3 separate regions of the Mus musculus genome follow, and all the other regions are linked to region 2. Evidence: chromatin loops called from intact Hi-C (ENCODE). Cell type or tissue: left cerebral cortex. All regions are shown on one strand.

Region 1 (8,000 bases), 590 kb before region 2:
CCTAATTAATAAAATTGTTTCAGCTGGGCCCTATTAGGGACCATTAAATGCACTTTTATGAAATAAAGGGAGAAAGCTCAGCCGAAGTCTATGACGGTCTTCATGAGATAGTTTTGCCCGAAAGTTGACGAGGTTGAAATTTTATTTTCTCAATCCTCTGGTTATCTTTGGAATAAAACGTGGGGCTAAAGGATACATTTGCTCTCTATTTCAGACTGGATGCAATTGATTTTAACTGACTAAATGATCTGATCTCTGCCAAGGATTTTATTTCATTAAGAAAATGATATTAAGGAGCATCTGAGATCATGGAGCAGACTAAACATAATGCCAAAGAAGTTCTGAGAATATGCCACAGTGAAGGTTTGATTATTTGCAGATGGAATAAAAAAAAAAAAGAAAAGAAAAAAAGAAAATCAGGTCCCAGGGGCAAGCCTAACCAATCCTGGTGCCATTGCTGCCTGCCTGCATCAGAGCACAAAGCCAAGGAAATAACTCATCTTTTATGCTACAGCACCTTTTTTTTTTTAAAGTAGTAATCACTTTTTTCCTAGAAGGTAATATTTAACTGCCACTATACAAAACAAAGGAGCAAGGGGAAATGTTGATACCACAATAGGCTCTAACATGTCAACTGTCAGTATTGACACGATTTGGCTGGTAGACAGGCATTCACAAAAAAAAAAAAAAAAAAAAAAAAAAAAAAAAGAAAGAAAGAAAAAGAAAAAAAGAAAGAAAGAAAGAAAAAACACCAAACCTTAATTTAAATCAATCTCCTTTGGAAAAGCCAATTGTTTGGTATGCACAACAATTGGTATAGGATCAATCAGTGGACATGAGATCAATTAAAAGCAGCTTAAGTTTGTGAGGAGGGACAATTCACACAACTTGAGTTAGATCTCTATTCATTTCAATATGCTCACAATACAGTCCCTTAAGCTTCCTTGCAGGGCAGAAAAGCTACTATGACCCTGCGCTGTCTAGCCAGTCCTTTAAGTAGTTCCACTTTTAATTAAAAACACAGTGCACCCTTTGTTGGCACAGATAGTATGGTCACTTTAAAAACTGTAGTTATTTCAGGCATAAACTTGGGATTCAGGAAGAGACATCTGTTGAGGGAGAGAAAGCCAGAAACATACTTTGATAGACACTTTTTGAAACAGCCATACCCATTGACATGTACATGAAAGCCTTCAAACTTTAGGAAATGACAAGGTTGCTCTGGCACACATTACCCCTGCACACTTTCTAAGTGGGTTTTTAAATGTCAGAGCTTGGGACTATAGATGGCAATAGCTGCAAGAGATTTTTTTCGAAAGCAAGCTCTGAAAACAAAATAGGATGTGATTCAGACACGCAAGAAGGAAAGCACAGGCACAGAGCCTGGGAGATGGCCCTACAGGAGAAATAAAGGCATGCAGTATCGCTCCTGGCCGCAGGAGTGCTGTGATACCATTCTCCACTCAGCAGCATCTCCACACTGTATCTCAGACAATGCCCCTAATTCTTCTGCACGCAAGCACAGGGGCCAGCAGTGGGAATCAGAAGTCCAAGTCATGTAATAGTCAGGAATGTGCTAAGGAGTTTTAGGTACTTCTGTATTTTGCAAACTTTATGAGCTTTTGTATTTTCAACAAAATTGATTTCAGTTCCAGTTTTTTTTTAAAGCAGACATAGCTTCTCCAAACACTGCAGACCACAATATAATAATAATAATAATAATAATAATAATAATAATAATAATAATAGTAATAATGATATAAGTATTGCCACATCTGCCAAACAACACCTGAAAACATAATGGCATGGAGAAAGGGTCCTGTTGGAAGAGGTGAGAAGAGATAAAGAGTCACTTTTCAAAGTTGGGTAGCAACATCAAACTCTCCCAGCTTTTGAAGAGGACTTTCTCCATGATGTTTTATATGTAGTAACCTCTGAAATAAAGAAACATTCCTCAAATGTCAGAAATGATGCAGAAAAAAAAAAAAGACTGGGGTGGATATATGTGTTCTTTATAATAAGCCAGAGACATGTAGCAAATTAAAAAACACTAGTTCGTTGATTGTCACACACCATGGATGACGTGAAGTTTTGCTCTGGAATAGGCCAAGCTCTTCAGCTCATGAGGAAAGCTTAATGCCCCCTCAAAATGTCAACAACAGCACTGATCCCTCCAAAACTAGCTTCAGGGCCAGAGTCTTTATCCCATCAGAGTCGTTTATAGCCTGGAAAAACAAAGCCAAGGTCTCCAAGCCTCATGACAAACTCTATCAGTGTAAAAAGACCAAATTGGTGGTCAGACAACTGACTCTCCTCAGGTGCTAACAAAGGGCCCTGTGCTAGTACTTCAACGCTATGTCTGTGTGATGCTGTACGTGTTTACGTCGCTACAGAAAACTTCATTGTGTCTGGCTCAAAAAATGCCCTTGGTTTAGCTGCCCCTCCCCAGTAAGACTGGAAGACAGGAGTCCAGAAATATGTGCACACTAAAGTTGAATTCTCTGAAATCTTTCTGGAGGCTTCCATCTGCCTTCACCCTTCACACAAGTGATGGATGGAGAAGCTAGCATTTAAAAAGACTCACATGAATCTCATTGAGTACAAAACCCTTCCCAGAAACTGCCGCTTTTGAGAAAACAAACAGGGCAATGTGGGCTTATTTGTAACAAACATTCACGCTGTAGGGGAGAACTCCCTGAGAAAGCCAGAGTAGGAGTCGCTACTTAATTCATTAAATTCCCATCTCTGCTAGGGTTCCGGAAAAGTGGAACAGTGTAGCTTTTTTTTTTCTCCGCAACTCAGGTTCTCCCATGCAACTTGACATTTCTCCCCAACAACACCCCCTCCACACACACACACACACACACACACACACGCCAGACCATGTCTAAAATTATCTGGAGCAGGATTTAGGGCACACGTGGGTCGGGAAATTAAAGACACTTGGACTTCAAGGAAGATGATTAAGAAGACAAAAGGAGAAAACTAGAAAAATGGTGCCACATAAGAAATGTGATCCAAAGAAGAGTTCAGGAGAGGTGGCACAGACTGTGAACCACATGATAAATCCCTGGGCGCTTGCGGGAGGGAAGCCCAGCACATCAAGCTCCCAATGCTTCTAAGGTCCCATCGCACCCACTAGGGACAGAAGGAAGCTTTCTGTGGAGTTCTGTGACCCTGAGAATGGTCAGTGGTAGCCCACACAAAAACTGGGGTGCAGAGCACAGTCCTGTCCCTCGAGTCCCTAAAGCCTAAATGTGAATAAGCACTCCCACCCACTCAGGAACTCCACGCACCTTCAGCCGAGCGCGACCCACCTCGCTTATTGCGTCTCCATCGGTTGCCTTGGCACTGGCTGTAATCCATACAGTTCAGAATGATGAGGGCAAATGAGAAGAGGCAAAAACGCATCTGGACGGTCGGGCTGGGGAGAGACACCTCTCAAAAGTCGAGGAAATGACGGGCTCCTGGAAGGAGACAGTGCGGGTCGCGCTCCTAGGGAGGACTTAGAGACAGATGTCACTGCCCTGCGGCTGCAATGATCAATTTGGCTCGATGAGCATCTCTCCCTCCACGGTGAACCTGGGAGAGGAGGAAAAGAGAAGCTGGGTGGGTGGAGGACTGAGAGAACCCGGAGGAGGTACCTGCACCTTCGCGCCTCTTAGTTTAAAGAAAGGAGGGAGGGAGGACGCGAACTCACTGGCACGATCCACGCAGCAGTTTAACGCAGATGGCACAGCTGCAGGAGACTTGGAGAGGAAGGTGATTACAATCAGTGAATTAGCAACCTCTGCGGAGCACTGCCTTCTGACCCTGGAGAAAGGGCGTTGTGCGAGCTCTGCAGAAGGAAAGGCGCTCTAGAAGCAGCCGAGCGCAGGGCTTTCAAGGGGCGCTCTGAAGCCTTTCGCTCCCCGGATGGGCTATCCCAGCGCCCCAGCACCAGGTGTAGATCGCCTACCGTGCGCTCGCGTCTCTCGGGCTGCACGGCGTGCCTAGGCGCGGCGCTCCATGCCAGGCTCTGGAAGCGAGCCGGGCTGTTTGGTCAGCACGTGGGCTCGGAAAAAGTTTGCGGACACCCGCCGGGAGCTCTTGGCAGCTTTAGGATTCCGCCGGCTGCAGAAGGGTCCGCGGACCCCGAGGGTCCTCGGGGCTGGCGGCGCCTAGCAAAAGCGCGCGGCCGGGCAAGCGCGACCGCAGGCGCTGAGATGCTGGGTCTCCGCCTGCGAGAGCGATTCCTAGTCGAGGGGCGCGTCCACTCTCTTCTTGGTGTCCGGGTCCAGTCGCTGCTCCCAGGGCTCTCTCCACCACCACTTCGCAGCTGAAGTTTCTCGCTGCCTGAGCTAAGGGAGACAGAACACTGCCCGGAGGCCGAAGGGATGTAGCCAGCGCACTTTCCGATGGAGATGCAGACAAGCTAAGGCTCGGGATGCTTCTATAAGTAGGTGGTGCTGTGGTCCAAGACATCTAAAGCCAGGCTGCCTCAGAGTTCCTGGGTCCTAAAGCCAGAAACGCTCGGGTTTCCCTGAGGTCCTAAAGAGTACTGACGGCATGCAGAGAGCTTCGTGTAAGAAAAATAATGCTCACCCGGCTTTCCCAGAGGGATGGTCTAAACTGAAGAGCACCTAGGGTGAGCGATATGGCCTGCCCTTGCTGTTCACACCCAAGGTGTCCTCTCGGGAACAATGGAGTCGATTCCCACCTCACCAATTAGCCTTTCTCCAGAAGAATTTGATGGGGAACTGAAGGTACCTTCTACTTTCCTCCTGAGTGCCAGGATGAGACTGCTGCTTCTGAAAAAACACTTCAGCCTTTAAAAAAAAAAAAAAAACAAGAAGACAAACCTCTGCCCTTTTCCCAAAATTTAAATCCTAGCCCTGCTCTGAAGGCAGACGTCCCCAGAAATTGAAACGCATGCTCAGTTTAAGGAGTAAGTTTAGTATTTCCCATTGCCTTTACCTTTCCACACAGCTGTTTTTTTTCCTTTACTTTATTTTTTTCCCAACAGATTTCACAAACATATGTGATACTTTGCAATACTCAAAAAATTGGGAGCTTTCTTCTTCAGAAATCGAATGTTTACCACTAGTTTGTTTTGTTCTTAATCTTTACCCCTCCTTTGTTTCCCAAGGTCTGAATTAAACTTCAAATGCCCTGAGTTGGAGAACTACTTACTATATCACTCATTAAAAACATTAGGTGCTACCAATTTTAATCTAGTGAAATCGTCTGCCATACATTCACTGCTATTGGGAATAATGTATTTCCTCTTTGAACAGAAGATAAGAATCTATAATGTTAGACTTGGCAATATAGGGAAATAATGTATGTCTTCTTTGAGCAAAAGATAAGAATCTATAATATTAGACGTGGCAATATAGACGTCTCTTTAAATGTGTTACTAGGCACGTTGTTACTGTAGCTTTTTAGTGGCTGTTGGTTGGTTTTATTTTTGAGATTGGGTTGTAGCCCAGGCCAACCTGGAACTCATCCTAGTAAGGCTGACCTAGAATTCCCAATCCCTCTGCCTCCACCACCTAAGAGCTAGGATTACAAACACATGCCCAGCCCAGGCTCCTTAATAACATTTTGTACTATTTCAATTCTCCCTTTTGTTCCTTCAGTTTCTGCATGGGCTCAGAAATTTGAACTGAAGAATCATATAGAAGTAATGGGGGCTTTAATAGCCATGTTTATTAATCACTCCACTATTTGGCTGTGATATTTCTGTTCTAGGAATTGGGGTCCCTGAGAACGACTAAGTGAGCCAGAGTTGAAGTTACTGGTGCCGTTTCCTTGATAAGAAAATTGAGCCATGAGACTTGCCCACAGGGTGCAAACTTCTGACAGGACACTTGGAAGCAGTTACTTTGACCCAGCTTCTCAAATCCTCAACTTTTATTTAAAAAAATATATATTTAGTGTGTGTGTGTTTGTGTGTGTGTGTGTGTGTGTGTGTGTGTGTTGGTGTTTTGCCTGCGTGTGTGCAAGTATGTTGCATGTGTTCCTGGTCCCTTTCAAGGCCACAAGAGGGTGTCAGATCTCCAGGGAATAGACTTACAGACCGTTGTCAGTGGACATGTGGATGCTGGGAATTGAACCCTCAGTCCTCTGGAAGAGCACACAGTGTTCTTAACTGTTGACATTTTATCACAAAATTTGGAAATGACTGGAAACAACTCAGCATAGGCTATTCTCTCTCCAGCTTGATAAGCAGCACTCTCTCCTCTCACCCAGTGTGCTGTCCTATAAGGATGAAATTCAAGAGGAAAGAAAACGCTTCCCTAAATAAGCTTCTCGGTTCCTGCATAGCTCTGAACACACTTAAGAGTGATGCATTTATCAGCAACCATTCAAATGAGCACAAACACAAGGGTATGTCGCACTACTTCACTGGGTTACTTTGCACAGTTATCTGGATCTCCACTTCTATGGCAGTAGTTTCAGGAAATTAGATCAAGTTCCCTTTCACCTCTTCTACCTAAAATCCATCTTTTAGGAATTTGCCATGGGGTCTAAGGTGTCTGAGAGCAAAGTCATCAGTGAATAGATTGGATTTATGGGCTGCTTATCCCCCAATACTTCAGAATGTCGCTCCTTTGAGTTGCCCTGTCTTAACCTGAAATATTTTAGAGTGGCCAGCTTCAGTGTTCAATGTGTGAGAAAAGAATTTAACACATCACTTTTGCAGCCTATGGTCAAATGTGTTTAATAACACACACACACACACACAAAGATAGACACTGGGAGAAAAGATGCCTGAGTATTTTTTTATCATATTCTGGTCTCCTCCATCTTTGTAAAGGATAGAACAGAACCTTAAAGTCTGTCACAATGCTGTATTTAAAGACTTACGCTTGATTTTTGCCACAAACTTATCTGTATAAAATCTTTTCCTTGTCCCCACACTAAGTATTTATTTCAAGAATCTAGGATCAGTCTCCCACTTAAAGCATAGCCTCACTGGATCCCAAACTGTGAAAGATCTTAATCCCGTACGTATCTTTGCTTCCTTTTGTTTCTAAGCTCAGAATGTGCTGTTGTTAGAGCTGGTGGTTCACAGTCACTCCATTCTGGAGACAAGAGATATTTTCTTCTAGTTGACTGGTTTCATTAAGGAGCTTTGTAAATAGGTGTGTGCCCAGTGTTTGTTTACAAAACACACTGATGAGGCATACTCCACATCATTCACTGCTATCAGAATGGCTCTCTCCCTTGGAAACAGTTTATTCTTGAAAAGCCTTTTGAGTTATGAGTCCACTTCCACACTTCCAGAGCTGAATATAGTCTTAATAAAATATGGGTGCCTATCAATCAAGTGGGTGTATTTATGCATGCCATTTTCTTACCTTTAACAGTTTCTCATGGCTCTTTCTCCTTTCAGCTAGAAGGTTGAAAGAACAGGAGTGTGAGATATCTCAGGTGACTGGAAATTCTTGTGTCTTCTTTTATTTTGTATCATTCATTCAGATAGCTTAAGTTTTCAGTTTTTGAAAACTACCTTCCTGTCTAAGCCCCTGGCACCTCCCTCTCCCAGGCAGCCTGTTCTCTTTCTTAGAGTGTGTTTTACTTTCGTATAGCTTCCCACATTTGAGTAGATGTTCAGAGGTAAATCCTTTAGCTATTTTTGTGCTTGCCAATCAATGTGTGTGTGTGTGTGTGTGTGTGTGTGTGTGTATACTCACATATATGTGAAGCTATGTACATTTATACATGTGTTCTTACCTCTTTAGCATCCTAGTGTCTCTCTTTGGAGCGACATGGATACTAATTCAGACCTCAATGTTTTAAGTGTGCCTTGGAGTTCAGTTCACTGTCATTTTTTTTCCTTTCATAAAATCATGTACATTTGCATTTTATTTAGTCAATTCCCTACATTGTCATCTTTTTTTCTGATTTTAAAAAGTACTGCTTCACATGATTTTACATGATAAATTCCTAAAACTAGGAAAGTTGAACTGGACAGTTGCATATACCATATACCTTTGTGTTCTCTGTCTCTC
Region 2 (8,000 bases):
ACCACACATTGGATTTGTGGATTTCCAGTTGGTCCCAGTTATTGTATAAGGAGTCTTTTAATGTAGAATTTCCACAGAGGTTCTTGTTAATGGATTCACTTAGATGATTCTTCTCAACATAGAATGAGAAGTGTATCGGTTAAAGAATTCAATGCCACAGTACTTACTCTGAAAACGGCAATAAAAGCATTTTATGGTTTTAGAGTTGACCATTTCATATTTATTGCCATGTGGGCCTATGTCTGTTCTGAAAAGAAAAGAACTTTAAAATACATGTATTTACTATTTTGTTGTGCTGGAGAGATGGCTCAATGATTAAGAGCATGCACTGCTCTAGAAGAGGGCCAGAGTTCATCATCCTGCACACACAATGATCAGCACACAACTGCCTATAACTTCAGCTACAGGGATTTGATATCCTCTTCTGGTCTCCAAAGTCACTTGCATTCACATGCACATACCTGACCCCACCCATACACATAAATGAAATAAAACATTTGAAAAGTAGTGTTTTCCAAGTTATTGCAATATTACTACTTTTTCTATACAGTAACTGTTATTAAATATGAAGTCGAACAGTCACCAATTTCTACACAACATATAGGTAGACTCTTCCTATAAAATCTTATTTCTGGAAAACAATCTTGGCTTGGCTTTGATGCCTCTAAATGTGAAGATTAATCCAAAATTGACTCTCTGGAAAGTCTGACCTTAACAAATCACCCTCAAAGAGAAAATGTTCCCAGACAAGCTGGGCAAGATCTGGGCTCTTCTTATAAATCTCTAGCTAGCCACTGCCCTTTGTTCCCAGAATCACCACTGATTCTCCTCTCCTCTCCTCTCCTCTCCTCTCCTCTCCTCTCCTCTCCTCTCCTCTCCTCTCCTCTCCTCTCCTCTCCTCTCCTCTCCTCCCCTCCCCTGCCCTCCCCTCCTCTCTCCTTTCCCTTAAACTCCCCTGTCCTCTCCCCTCAGCTCTTCCTTTTCCTACCCCTCCCTCTTCCTCTCCCCTCACCTTCCCTTCAAAATCCGATTTATTCCAGGTATGCTAAGTCGAGTTAACCTTTTTTTATAATTTTTTTTTTTAGTGCATTGGTGTTTTGCCTGCATTCATGTTTTTCTAAGGTTGTAGAGTCCCCTTGAACTGGAGTTACCGACAGTTGTGAGCTGCCATATGGGTGCAGGGAATTGAATGCTGGTCCTCTGGAAGAATAGCTGCTAACCACCAAGCTATCACTCCAGCTCCTGAGTGAACCTTAAAAAAATGTTACTCTGTGTGTGTGTGTGTGTGTGTGTGTGTGTGTGTGTGTGTGTGTGTTTCATGACTTAGTTTATGTATGGAAATCACAAGGCAACTTATAGGAGTCCTCCTCTTTATCTACCATGTTGATCCTGAATATTTAACTTAAGTTGCTGGGCTTGATGGCAAATGCTTTTTACCAGCTGAGCCATTTTATCAGCTCTGAATCAACATGTGAAAAATCAATAAGATAACAATAAGCTAAAGAAGAAATCACGTAATCATAATAGAAGCAGAAAGAGTAGATGACAAAATCCTGTATCAATTCACAGTTTAAAAAAAACAAAAACAAAAAAAACAACTCCCAGAAAACCAGAGAAAACTTACTAAATATGATAGAAAACACCTACAAAGACAACTGTACAACTAACATTAGCATCTAAAGGAATTTAGAAGATTATTTGCGAAGATCAGGACAAAATGTTCTCTGTTCGCAACTCCTTTCTGCATCATACTAGAAATCTTAGGAAATGAAACAGGGCATGGAAGGGAATTAAGAAGGGAAGATCAAGAAAAACGAAATAGAATTTCTCTTGTTCACAGATGACATGATTAGCCATCTAGGAAATCTGAAAAAATGAGAAAATAAACCCATTGGAACTAATAAACTACTATACAAGAGTGCCAAGATATAAGATCAGGCTACAAAGCAAATCATTTTCTAAATATTAGCAATGAAAAACTAAAATTTAAAATACAAAATACAATATATGTCTATATGTATACCCCTATCAAAATTAGATAGGTACAAATATAACAAAATGTGTATGATATCTATTTAAGGTAACCTGCAAAATTATGAGACAAATTAAAGAGGAAAAATAGGGGATATTCTATTTTCATAGACAGAATACTCAAAGTTGGCAAGATTTCCCAATGCAACCACTCTACAAAAATCCAGTTAAAATGCCAGAAGTTATTCTATGGAATACTAAAAATAATGATTCTATAGTTCTGTGTGGGGCAAAAATCAAGAATAACCAATACAAGAGGAAAGAAGAACTATATAGCTGAACCATTTATATCATATAACTTGAAGACTCAAAATAAAGCTGTAATTATTGGCCAAAATATAACCAAGTAGATCAGTAACAAATAGTCTCAAATAGATATATTAAAATGCAGTGACTTAATGGAAGAAAGTCAATGAGACTGAGAAAACTTTGTCTTTTTTTTGACAAATGTTGGAAGAACTGCTTGATAGTTTAAGAAACAGAGAGAGGAAGAGAGAAAGGAAAATAGAAGAGACAGGTATAGAGGAAGGAAAGAGTGAAAAGGAGAGATAGAGGGAAGAGGGAGAGGGAAGGAGAAAGATGATAGATAGATAGATAGATAGATAGATAGATAGATAGATAGACACAGAGAGACACAGAGAGAGACAGAGGAATCAGAGAGAATATCAGGTAGAGATCTTCAATTTTTTTGAATAAAATATGGATTTATAACTAAATATAAAGAACAAGATTGTTAAAGTCTTATAGGATAAAAGAGGGGAGATCTATTTCATTCTATAGGGGTGTGATACTAAGAGTTTACATAATGCCAAATTATATATTAGTTCCTGAATGAACTGATAAGTTTACATTTGCTTTGAGCCTAAAATAGTTCTAAAGATTGAGTCTTTGTGAAAACTGTTATAGATGGTGAGTGGATGGGGCTGATACTACACAAAGGGCTGTGGAACCCTCGGGAGAAGACTGGATAGAAGTAAACCTGTGAGTGCTCAGCTGTGCAACATTGGAACGGTAGCAAACCCTCTCATCCTTATCTCTACCTGAGAAGGTGGGTTACAATCAACCTTTACTGGGAGGAAGGTGACATAGGTAGTAACATTTAAAAGTAGCTGAACAGGTAGATCATCTGATCCCAAATCGTCATTTTTACTCCCTGATGTGTCTAGTATTAATTAGACTCATTTCTGCCATGAAATCTATCACATGGTACACATGAAAGTACAGTTCAACTCCAATTTAACCCTTATTCCAGGATCCAGTTGATGGTGTATATTTTGTTAAGAAGAGTAGATCATGTTTTTTTTTTTAAAAAAACTATATGTCAGGTGTTCAGCATATTTGTTAAGTAAATATATGAGTTGGAGCTGCATATATACAGAACTGAGTTAGGTCCATGAAAACAGTGCTGAGTAAAAAGAGATCCACACATGGGTTGTTCTAGTTTACATTTGTGTTGTGGAATGATTCTGTCAATGCATTATACCTGTAGTATTTATAAATAATGAATGTTTTGAGCACCAATATGTACTAAAAACTGTGCCCAGCATCAAGGATTCAGTCGTGAGTGATTTTCTTTCATGGAGCTATATGTTATTTTTTCATGAGATGCCTATACAGCAAAGTGGATGCTAGGATACCCACACTTTTCTCTGTTCTTGACGTATATAAATACACCAACTGTTTAATTGGCCATTTTGTCTAGCTTTGAAGACTTTGAAAGGGTTGCTAAGTTTCGTTACTGTGAATAAATGCTGCCCCCTTCTGGATCATTGGCAAAAATACCAAAGACATTAACAGTTCCTGTGTTTGTAAAATTGGGGACAGAGGTTAAATTTTATTATTTAACCAAAAAAGAGTTCTATGCTTGAAAAGCTCCACCTGCTTGTCTATATCTGAGAACTGAAGATATCAGCAACAAGGAAGCATAGAAGGAACCACCATGACCTATGATACATTTTCCAAATTCACTAGACCAGAGCCAGGATTACAGATATTCTTATTGTTTGTGTGTGTGTGTGTGTGTGTGTGTGTGTGTGTGTGTGTGTGTGTGAGAGAGAGAGAGAGAGAGAGAGAGAGAGAGAGAGAGAGAGAGAGAGAGAGATCATAGTCTGCAGATTTCCAGGCAAGAGAGTTTAAGAGAAGAAAGAGAGAGAGAGAGAGAGAGAGAGAGAGAGAGAGAGAGAGAGAGAGAAAGAGAGATCATAGTCTGCAGATTTCCAGGCAAGAGAGTTTAAGAGAAGAGAGAGAGAGAGAGAGAGAGAGAGAGAGAGAGAGAGAGAGAGAGAGAGATCATAGTCTGCAGATTTCCAGGCAAGAGAGTTTAAGAGAACATTTGGTCTATAAGAACAGATTTAATATTCTATTCCACTAAAGATAATCCTTTAGCAAACAGTCATCAATCATCCACTATGTGCTAAGATGCCATGAATACAATAACCACGAAGAGCTGGACTCGTCTGTACCCATTCAGAAGATAAAAATGCAAGTCAATGATTAGAGACAGCACTTTGATGACACCCTCCAACAGAGACCTTCTGTGTCTGGAAGGACTCACCCATCTCAGACTGAAAGGGATGGAGGAAGGCTGTCTAAAGGAACTGGTTTCTTACTGTCCAGGTTTTCAAGGTCCCTTATGAAATAAAAGGAGCACAATGCCAAATTTCAATCAGGTATTCATAACACTCTTTTTATTTTTTTTTTGTCCTTGTGGTATGGAATCTTTTTTTTTATTATGTATTTTCCTCAATTACATTTCCAATGCTAACCCAAAAGTCCCCCATACCCTCAACTCCCCTACCCACCTATTCCCACTTTTTGGCTCTGGTGTTCCCCTGTACTGGGGCATATAAAGTTTGCATGTCCAATGGGCCTCTCTTTCCAGTGATGGCTTACCAGGCCATCTTTTGATACATATGCAGCTAGAGTCAAGAGCTCCTGGGTACTGGTTAGTTCATAATGTTGTTGCACCTACAGGGTTGCAGATCTCTTTAGCTCCTTGATTGCTTTCTCTATCTCCTCCATTGGGGGCCCCGTGATCCATCCAATAGCTGACTGTGAGCATCCACTTACGTGTTTGCTAGGCCCCAGCCTAGTCTCACAAGAGACAGCTATATCAGGGTCCTTTCAGCAAACGCTTCCTAGTGTATGAAATGGTGTCATCATTTGGAGGCTAATTATGGGATGGATCCCTGGATATGGCAGTCTCTAGATGATCCATCCTTTTGTCTCAGCTCCAAACTTTGTCTCTGTAACTCCTTCCATGGGTGATTGTTTCCAATTCTAAGAAGGGGCAAAGTGTCCACACTTTGGTCTTCATTCTTCTTCAGTTTCATGTGTTTTACAAATTGTCTCTTATATCTCGCTATACTAAGTTTCTGGGTTGATATCCACTTATCAGTGAGTACATATCATTTGAGTTCTTTTGTGACTGTGTTATCTCACACAGGATGATGCCCTCTAGGTCCAACCATTTGCCTAGGAATTTCACAAATTCATTCTTTTTAATAGCTGAGTCGTACCCCATTGTGTAAATGTACCACATTTTTTGTATCCATTCCTCTGTTGGGAGGCATCTGGGTTCTTTCCAGCTTCTGGCTATTATAAATAAGGCTGCTATGAACATAGTGGAGCATGTGTCCTTCTTACTGGTTGGGACATCTTCTGGATATATGCCCAGGAGAGGTATTGCAGGATTCTCCGGTAGTACTATGTCCAATTTTCTGGGAACCGCCAGACTGATTTCCAGAGTGGTTGTACAAGCTTGCAATCCCACCAACAATGAAGGAGTGTTCCTCTTTCTCCACATCCAGCCAGCATCTGCTGTCACCTGAATTTTTTATCTTAGCCATTCTGACTGGTGGGAGATGGAATCTCGGGGTTGTTTTGATTTGCATTTCTCTGATGATTAAGGATGCTGAGCATTTTTTCAGGTGCTTTTCAGCCATTCGGTATTCCTCAACACAAAGACAAAAACCACATGAACATCTCATTAGATGCGGAGAAAGCATTTGACAAGATCCAACACCCATTCATGATAAAAGTCTTGGAAAGATCAGGAATTCAACGCCCATACCTAAACATGATAAAAGCAATCTACAGCAAACCAGTAGCCAACATCAAAGTAAATGGTAAGAAGCTGGAAGCAATCCCACTAAAATCAGGGACTAGACAAGGCTGTCCACTCTCTCCCTACCTCTTCAACATAGTCCTTAAAGTCCTAGCCAGAGCAATTCGACAACAAAAGGAGATCAAGGGGATACAAATTGGAAAAGATGAAGTCAAAATATCACTTTTTGCAGATGATATGATAGTATATATAAGTGACCCTAAAAATTCCACCAGAGAACTCCTAAACCTGATAAACAGCCTCAATGAAGTAGCTGGATATAAAATTAACTCAAACAAGTCAATGGCCTTTCTCTACACAAAGAATAAACAGGCTGAGAAAGAAATTAGGGAAACAACACCATTCTCAATAGTCACAAATAATATAAAATACCTTGGCGTGACTCTAAGGAAGTGAAAGATCTGTATGATAAGAACTTCAAGTCTCTGAAGAAAGAAATTAAAGAAGATCTCAGAAGATGGAAAGATCTCCCATGCTCATGGATTGGCAGGATCAACATTGTAAAAATGGCTATCTTGCCAAAAGCAATCTACAGATTCAATGCAATCCCCATAAAAATTTCAACTCAATTCTTCAACGGATTAGAAAGGGGAATCTGCAAATTCATCTGGAATAACAAAAAACCTAGGATAGCAAAAACTCTTCTCAAAGATAAAAGAACCAGTGGTGGAATCACCATGCCGGACCTAAAGCTGTACTACAGAGCAATTGTGATAAAAACTGCATGGTACTGGTATAGTGACAGACAAGTAGACCAATGGAATAGAATTGAAGACCCAGAAATGAACCCACACACCTATGGTCACTTGATCTTCGACAAGGGAGCTAAAACCATCCAGTGGAAGAAAGACAGCATTTTCAACAAATTGTGCTGGCACAACTGGTGGTTATCATGTAGAAGAATGCGAATTGATCAATTCCTAACTCCTTGTACTAAGGTCAAATCTAAGTGGATCAAGGAACTCTACCTAAAACCAGAGACACTGAAACTTATAGAGGAGAAAGTGGGGAAAAGCCTCAAAGATATGGGCACAGGGGAAAAATTCCTGAATAGAACAGCAATGGCTTGTGCTTTAAGATCGAGGATTGACAAATGGGACCTCATAAAACTGCAAAGCTTTTGCAAGGCAAAAGACACCATCAATAAGGCAAAAAGGCCACCAACAGATTGGGAAAGGATCTTTACCTATCCTAAATCAGATAGGGGACTAATATTCAATATATATAAAGAACTCAAGAGGGTGGACTCCAGAAAATCAAATAATCCCATTAAAAAATGGGGCTCAGAGCTAAACAAAGAATTCTCACCTGAGGAATACCGAATGGCTGAGAAGCACCTGAAAAAATGTTCAACATCCTTAATCATCAGAGAAATGCAAATCAAAACAACCCTGAGATTCCATCTCACACCAGTCAGAATGGCTAAGATAAAAAATTCAGGTGATAGCAGATGCTGGCTGGATGTGGAGAAAGAGGAACACTCCTCCATTGTTGGTGGGATTGCAAGCTTGTACAACCACTCTGGAAATCAGTCTGGCGGTTCCTCAGAAAATTGGACATAGTACTACAGGAGGATCCTGCAATACCTCTCCTGGGCATATATCCAGAAGATGTCCCAACCAGTAAGAAGGACACATGCTCCACTATGTCCATAGCAGCCTTATTTATAATAGCCAGAAGCTGGAAAGAACCCAGATGCCCCTCAACAGAGGAATGGATACAGAAAATGTGGTACATTTACATAATGGAATACTACTCAGCTATTAAAAAGAATGAATTTATGAAATTCCTAGGCAAATGGTTAGACTCATCCTGAGTGAGGTAACACAATCACAAAAGAACT
Region 3 (8,000 bases), 480 kb before region 2:
ATCCATAGCAAAATCCACCATATTGGTATCACTAAGAAGATCTAATTTTCCTTGTAATAATTCTTTTTCATTATAAATCTGCAAGAAAAAAAAAACTTAATGAATATTTAAATTCTTCAGTTTATTTAAAAACCATACTTCACGAAACTATTTTGAAAAAGTATGTGTCTGTGTATGTGTTGGGAAGTCAGGAGAACAGGTTTCAATCCCTGAATGCCACACAAAAATGAAGAGAAATGACCTCACAAAGTGCTCCTTTGTTCTCTGACCTCCATGCATGTGCTGTGCTAACCAATGCACCCTAGGGCCCCCCACCCACCATTTTTACTTAAAGAAAGCGTCATAGGGCTAGATATACAGGTCAGTAGAAGAACACTGGTGTAGTGTATATGTATATAAAGGCATTGATTCACCACCCAGGATCACCTGCGTGAGTTTGTCCATATACAGACACAGACAGACACAGACACAGACACACACACACACACACTGTAAAAGAAAAGAAACCAATATAGGAAGCACTCAATTTACACAAAATATCCTGTCTACACAAATATTTGAAAATCAATGTCATTCCCATTTACTTCTGATCTCAATTATTGTTTTATCAAGCAATCTTTTACTTGTTCTAGGAAAGATATGCAATACACAAAAGTATCCACACCTTCTCTTCTTCTCCACACCCAGGTAATTAGGAATAGGCTCTTAAATATTTTACCTCCTTACTATCCTTTGCATCCCCATGATGACTACCCACCACTCCTTGATGTGGCCACTCCTTTACCTTTATATTTGTCTCATTTAAGAGTTGCAACCATTTAAATGCTTCTCCATCTGTACCTCTAAAATTAAACTAGAACCAATTTTGTAAGTCAACAACCTCATGACAAGGTTTTGCTTTGCAAAGGGTTCTGGAAACACATATTAACTCACAGGAAATACATTATACATATAGACTCACAAACATGAAGGCTACTTAGGATATGTTAGGAACCTGAGAGATACTTAGCCAAATAAGACTCATGTCCTGAGTTTAATCTTGCAAAGGAAAGAAAGATCTAGTAAGAATTCACAACCATGTAACACAGACTCAAACGTGAATGTTCCAAATTAGATATAAAACTCCAACAAAACAGTAACAAATGACAATCCAACTGAAATGGGTAAAACATCTTAATAGTCACTAACAAATCAAGATAATCAAATGAACAAAACAACATAAGCTCTCATTAATCAAAAGGAAGTATATATAAAAACTATGATAAAAAAACAAAACAAAAAACCTGAGAGTATCAGTCTTAGTGTGAATGAAGACTAAACAGAACATTCAAATCCTACTAGCAAGAACACAGTCATTTAAGAAAAAAGGTTTTTAAGCCGGGCGTGGTGGTTCACGCCTTTAATCCCAGCACTCGGGAGGCAGAGGCTGAGGCAGGCGAATTTCTGAGTTCGAGGCCAGCCTGGTCTACAAAGTGAGTTCCAGGACAGCCAGGGCTATACAGAGAAACCCTGTCTTGAAACCCACCCTCCCCCCCAAAAAAGAAAAAAAGGTTTTTATTTCCTGACATCATACATGCTTTGACTCACCAACTTTGTAAGATATTAAAACAAGAGTACATCTATTTAAAGTATAATTCCCAAAAATCTTTACAGTACACAGTCGTTTAGTACTAGAATGGATGAACAAACTGGTAGACTACAACAAATTAACCATCAGCACTGATGGTCAGTATTCATAACTGCCGTCACAGGGCCAGTGACTTTCACAGATGGAAAGATGACTCAGGAATTAGTTCGTGAAGCCAGGGGTGCTGGTATACATTTGTTAATACTCAGGACGACCTCTGGAGTAGGGAGTTCTAGACCAGCTAGGACTACACAGGGAAACTCTGTTTCTAAAAACAGCTTGGAATATAGATCACAGTGGTAGACAGCCTGCTTGTCACATCAAGGGATTGGAGTTCAAAACATTAAACAAGTATAAAATCCTGTTGGTGAATTTCATTTATATGAAGAAAAAGAAAGTTGGGGGTGGTGATATACTTTTGTAAAGTCAGCCCTTGGGAAAATTACAGTCAGGTAAGGAGTTCAAAGCCCTCCTGGGTTACCTAGCAAGCAAGATCTTATCTCAAAGGGAAAACAACCCCTCCACAACAGTCAGACAAATCAGGTGAACAGAGCTTACACTGAGAGGTAGAATGACTGAGAAGCTGGTTAAAATAGAAAAAACAAAAGAACAAAACCAGAAACAAAACAAAACAAACCTCTGAAGTGCAGAGGAATCGAGACAGAGGACGATCCTAACCCATGCCCAAATTCAAAACCCACTCTTCTTATCTTGGCACTCACCCTCTAACCTGACACTTCACACAATAAACTGTGACATGCAAATTCATAATTCATTTAACTATTCAATGATTATTAAAAGCCTTTATGCAGAACTATTTCAAGTGCTGAGGCCATGTGGAGAACCTAGATTAGAAACCAGTTTTTCTCTCCTGGAACTTTTATACTCCAATATACAAATGTATCAGTAATGGCAAACATCATGACCACTGCCTCTGTCCTAATTACCTAGCTTCCAAGACTCAATTCCCCCTTTCAAAGTACTTTTTTTGCCCACTAATGGTTAACAGAAATTCTTGAATTTTAACAGTATTTAGTCAATACTTGCCTGATATGTATCATTTTTACCTTACAGACACATCAATCTATAAAAAGGTTACATTTTTCAATGGTGAGATGCTGGAGATTTAGCTTGGATTTTTCATAGTTTATGTCTCAATATTTAGGAACGGTCTTCCTCTTGAAGTATTAAAGCCACCGTACTACCCCGGTAATAACATTCTTTTAGATGTTTCCCGAGTCTCAGTTATAGCCTTGCCTATGAATAAACAATCTACACTTACACATTCTTCCCTTAAAAACATAAATGCATTAAAAAACACAAAAATATTAAGTTCAGGCAGATCTAAAATATCTCTGCTACACTAGCAAGGTGAGAGACTTCAATATGTATATATCTATATCTGTATCTGTCTATCTATATATATATATATCATATACTCAGAAAATGAAACAAAAGACAGTCAGAACTTTTTCTCTCTAGTGTGCAGACTACAAAATTCAATGCAAAAAGAATATATCCATCAAGCTCATGACCCACCTGTCAAGACATTCTTCAGCATTTATTGAAAATTAATTTTGCTGTTCCCTGCTGACAATACACTTGTTTAGAAAACTTCCTATGAATATAAATACTATACCTGTCATATAAACCGTAGCTATCTGGAAGCGTATATATGTCATCAAAACAGTTTTACTAGACTTTTTAGAAAACTGCCAGTGAACACAAAATACCTGCCCCTGAATCTGCAGTTCCCTGTTATAATCTGTGTCCAGAAAGCACAACTTACTAACTCTGCTAGACAAAATTCTAGCCTTACACTTTACTTACTGTAATTAGTAAAATGCATCAATTTCTCCATAAAGCCAATATATAGTTAGCCATAATAGTTCTAATCCAATACTTCTTCTCAGTACCCCCAAACAAACTCCTAAATTCAGGACTGAAACGTATTAAGTCCCCAAACTACATACTTAGGACATCTCATTGAACATTTATGACTGAATCATACTTCGTTAAGTCTGAACATCAACACTAAAAACAAAGTTTACATTGCAGCTTGTGGGTTATTCTTGGTCCTCACTCTCATCTGACAAAGTACGCTACATTCCTATGAAATAAATATCTATCGATGACCAGGAAATTCACAGCAAAGTATCCACAACTTCAAGGAAATTAGAATGCCTGAAATGTAAGAGAATCTTGTAATGGGATTCTGAACACAACCCAAATCCAAGGCCATAGACTCAATTTCTAAAAAGAAAACTGAAATTTCCAATAGCATCCGTGGCGAGCCCAAAGCACTCGCTCAGCCAACGCAGCTTCAGGCAAAAACAGACATGGCCGCCCGCAGGATCCTGAGCCTCGGGCCAGGAAGCAAAGACCCCGGCGTCGCCAGAACCCCGCGCTGTCACCTCACCCCTCCGGACGCACAGCCGAGTCCCACCGCCCCGAGCACCCCGACAGCGCTACGATACGCGGGAAGCTGCTGTCCCAGGGCCCAGCCCGTGTCTGTCAGGGCGGCCCAAGCCGGCTTCCGGCTCGCACGTGTGTAGGCCCTGCCGCCGCCTCCCCGCGTCTCCAGGCGCCTCTCTCGTCCCTACGCCGTCCTCCTTCTCAAAGCTTCCTCACCTCTTTCACAGAGAGAAACTCAAGAAGCGGAAAGACCAGGTGCCGATCCAGAAAATGCGCGATGCGAGTAGTCAGGTCGTACTCCGCCATCTTGCCGGGGGAAAGGAGCGCTTGTTCGCTAAAACTTTATTGACAGCTCCGAGAGGCGGACAGGCCCCGCACTGCGCATGTGCAGTAGTGGCCCCGCCCAAGCGTGCTGATGACAACGGCAGCAGTTGCGCGTGGTGGCCTCTCCCTCCCTCCCCACGCCTTCTGGGTGGGGCTCAAACTTTGCACATAATTTCTCTTGTTTGGAAGTTCTGTCGCTTCTTGTACCAATAAAGAAAAGCTAGTTTTAAGGAGGAAAGAACCCAAGAGTTTAGTTTTACACATAAGTAGACGAAGTATAGCCTGCCTGACATCTACGTGGAAAGAGTACATATTTGAAACTACAACTAGGTCTCAAAGATCAGTACTAAAGCAATACACTATTAACTCTGGGTAACTTACTAATGGAACTGAAAACCATGCATAAAATTAAGCTGAAAGAGTGTTTGAAAGAGAGGTGAGGGAGGTTAAATCTAGGTAATTCACCTTACACAAATGGGGGCAAGTATGATCAAGCCTAGAAACTAGATCACTGAAATATATGTGATGGCTATTTATGGTGGTCAACTTGACTACATTTGGAATCTAACAAAATCACAAGCAGTTAGGTACATCTGTGAGAGATTTTTCTTAATTAAGCTATTTAAGATAAGACCTATCTTAAATCCATATCACTAAGATGAGAAGATCCACCTTTAATCTGGACCTTTAGGCAGGCTAAGTATAGAAAAAGAAGATTAAGCCCTTTGCTAGCTTGCCCTTGTTCTCCCTGGCAAGTTCATTCTTTCGCTGACATTAAAACCTAGTTCTCCTGGATTCCAGCTTATACTGAAGATCACCTAGGACATCCAGCCTTAATTGAACAGCTACTATATTCTTAGACTTTTCATTGGGAGACAGACATTTTTGGAATAGACTATAACCTGTAATCCATTCAAATAAATCCAATTTACACACACACACACACACACACAGACACACACACACACACACATCTTAGGGTTTTACTGTTGTAAACAGACACCATGACCAAGGCAGCTCTTATTAAGGACATTGAATTGGGGTTGGCTTACAGGTTCTGAGTTTCAGTCTATTATCATCAAGGCAGGAACATGGCAGCACCCAGGCAGGTTTGGTTCAGGAGGATCTGAAAGTTCTACCTCTTCATCTGAAGACTGCTAGCAGAATACTGGCTTCTTGTCAGCTAAGATGAGGGTCTTAAAGCTCACACTAACACTGACATACCTACTCCAACAGGGCCACAGATTCTAATAGTGCTACTCCCTGGGCTGAGCGTATACAAACCATAACACGCATTCAACCAGTCTCTCTCTAGAAAACCCTAACTAATATAACCTGGATGAAGGAGGGAAGCACCAGAGGATCCAAGAAGCATTTAGTTAAGTAAAACAGCTCTGATAGCTCATGGCAATAAATAAAGCCTACATTTGTATTTAAATTGTTCACAGCCATTTATTTATTTACATTTACTTAAATTATCCACAACAATTTTCTCCTGTTAATATTTGACTCTGGTCATTTCTTCCTGGCACATCCTATCCTATTGATGACCTTTACATGGACTCTTTCAATTAGTTGTGGATGAAAAAATCTACTCATAGTGAACATAAAAGGCAAAAGGAGAAAGATCACAGCAACATATATAAACATGCTTTGAAGATATTTACAAGAAAGATATTCTAGTAGATCTTCTAGTAGATATAGGATGCAGGCAGTGTGAAAAGAATGGGGTTTGTATGCTGGTAGTACTAGGTGTAATACTGATCTAAACAACTAAGGGAAGATTAGAGTATTGTGAGCAGCCGATTGAAATATGAGCAGAACAGAGAGTATCAGTCAGGCTGATGCCCAATAGACTACCAATGGAATACTGCAGATAGAGAATGCTTGGCTGACTGGGTATGATACATCTTAAAATAGACAGAGAAGAGAGCACTGAAGGTGGTCCAGGAACCACTTGCATACCAGAGAGACTCATAGACAGGAAAATGAATGAGTAACCTGAGGAAACGAACTTGGAAACTTAGCTGAACACCAGTGTCTATAGGAGAGGCTGCGGTCCCAGGAAAAATAAAAAAGGACAAGAGACAAATATATTTGTGAACACTTAGAAATTTATCTTAAGTCCTGAGGAGCCTTAAAGCATTTTTGAGTATGAAAGAAAATAGTCCTATATTTCAGGAAGATTAATTCTGACAGTTGTGTGGTTCGATGACAGCTAGTGGGTTCGATGAGTGATATGTGGAGAGTCTATAAAGGCCTTCAAAGCTGGACTGGGAAACCTTGATTTGATCAGATAGGCAGTGATAGCCACTTAGTAAATTTTTAAGAAAAAGACATGAAGACAGTGATTTTTCTTTGTCCCTTAAAATTAAATTGGGTTTGACTTATAAGATTGATAAAAGTTGTGACAAATTAGAAACTCTGTTACTTTTCTTCTGGAATTTTTGTTGTTGGTTAGTCAAATGCACACACACACACACACACACACACACACATATAGAGGTTAATTTCTAAATATTGAAAAGCTAATTTTATTGATATAGTTTCTTTCCAGTGTTGTCAGAAAAGAGATATTACAGAGAAAACACAAGAAGAGCCTCACCTGGCTCACTCTGGTAGTGTCAGGTGTAAAGTTTGCTTCTTACAAACTCACCAGATGTTTAATGAACATTTAACGAATGTTTGATGAATCATTGATGAATATTGAATGATCACCATATTGAGCTCTTGAGGGACAAAGGAAAAAAATTAATTCTAGCCCACGAGGAATAGTTTCAAAGGAGTGCATTATGCAAAGAATAAGCCATCATAACATCATGAGAGGATACTCTTTGCATAGTGTTCCTGGGGCTTGACAGAGGGAAATAACTCACTGCCTGAGAAAGTAAGAGCTTCCTGGGAAAGTTAACATTTGACAGCATTTATCTGAACATATAGATGTTGGGATGTTCAAATTTAAGTAGTAGCAGAGTATGGAAGACTTTGAGAAATTCTTTTTTTTTATTAGGTATTTATTTCATTTACATTTCCAATGCTATCCCAAAAGTCCCCCACATGCTCCCCCACCCACCCACGCCCACTACTTGGCCTTGGTGTCCCCCTGTACTGAGGCATATAAAGTTTGCACGACCAATGGGCCTCTCTTTCAACTGATGGCCAACTAGGCCAACTTCTGATACATATGCAGCTAGAGACGGGAGCTCTGGGGGGTACTGGGTAGTTCATATTGTTGTTCCACCTATAGGGTTGCAGATCCCCCCAGCTCCTTGGGTACTTTCTCTAGCTCCTCCATTGGGGGCCCTGTGATCCATCCAATAGCTGACAGTGAGCATCCACTTCTGTGTTTGCTAGGCCCCTGCATAGTCTCACAAGAGACAGCTATATCTGGGTCCTTTCAGCAAAATCTTGCTAGTGTATGCAATGGTGTCAGCATTTGGAAGCTGATTATGGGATGGATCCCCGGATATGGCAGTCTCTAGATGGTCCATGCTTTCGAATCAGCTCCAAACTTTGTCTCTGTAACTCCTTCCATGGGTGTTTTCTTCCCAATTCTGAGAAGGGGCAAAGTGTCCACACTTTGGTCTTCCTTCTTCTTAAGTTTCATTTGTTTTGCAAATTGTATCTAATATCT

The links. A loop is a pair of places that touch in the nucleus more often than their neighbours do. Peaks named below come from ENCODE experiments on the same cell type or tissue, not always from the same donor. Only the 100,000 strongest peaks of a DNase experiment are listed, where the experiment ranks them.
Region 1: it touches region 2 in a loop (5-fold over the local background); 6 of 42 quality-filtered maps call a loop at or near these places.
Region 3: a loop joins it to region 2, with 4 times the contacts of the local background. A loop is called at or near these places in 2 of 42 quality-filtered maps.

What each region holds. Positions count from the first base shown.
Region 1 is chr15:43,166,414-43,174,413 of GRCm38, forward strand. Rspo2 (R-spondin 2) reads right to left here and starts at 4,405. Exons shown (of 6, transcript NM_001357956.1): 1 at 3,959-4,405; 2 at 3,318-3,582. The coding sequence starts at 3,411. In left cerebral cortex, CTCF peaks have their summits at 1,429 and 4,502; DNase peaks (open chromatin) are centred at 1,408, 2,869, 3,121, 3,383 and 3 more places; H3K4me3 peaks cover 2,498 bases; H3K27ac peaks cover 1,050 bases.
Region 2 is chr15:43,754,681-43,762,680 of GRCm38, forward strand. No RefSeq gene overlaps it. Among named protein-coding and RNA genes, the nearest start is that of Tmem74, 110 kb to the right of the region's middle. In left cerebral cortex, a CTCF peak has its summit at 3,808 (motif pointing left); a DNase peak (open chromatin) is centred at 3,749.
Region 3 is chr15:43,278,345-43,286,344 of GRCm38, forward strand. Eif3e (eukaryotic translation initiation factor 3, subunit E) reads right to left here and starts at 4,392. Exons shown (of 13, transcript NM_008388.2): 1 at 4,259-4,392; 2 at 1-78. The coding sequence starts at 4,348. In left cerebral cortex, no CTCF peak of the experiment used is centred here; a DNase peak (open chromatin) is centred at 4,425; H3K4me3 peaks cover 1,896 bases; H3K27ac peaks cover 578 bases.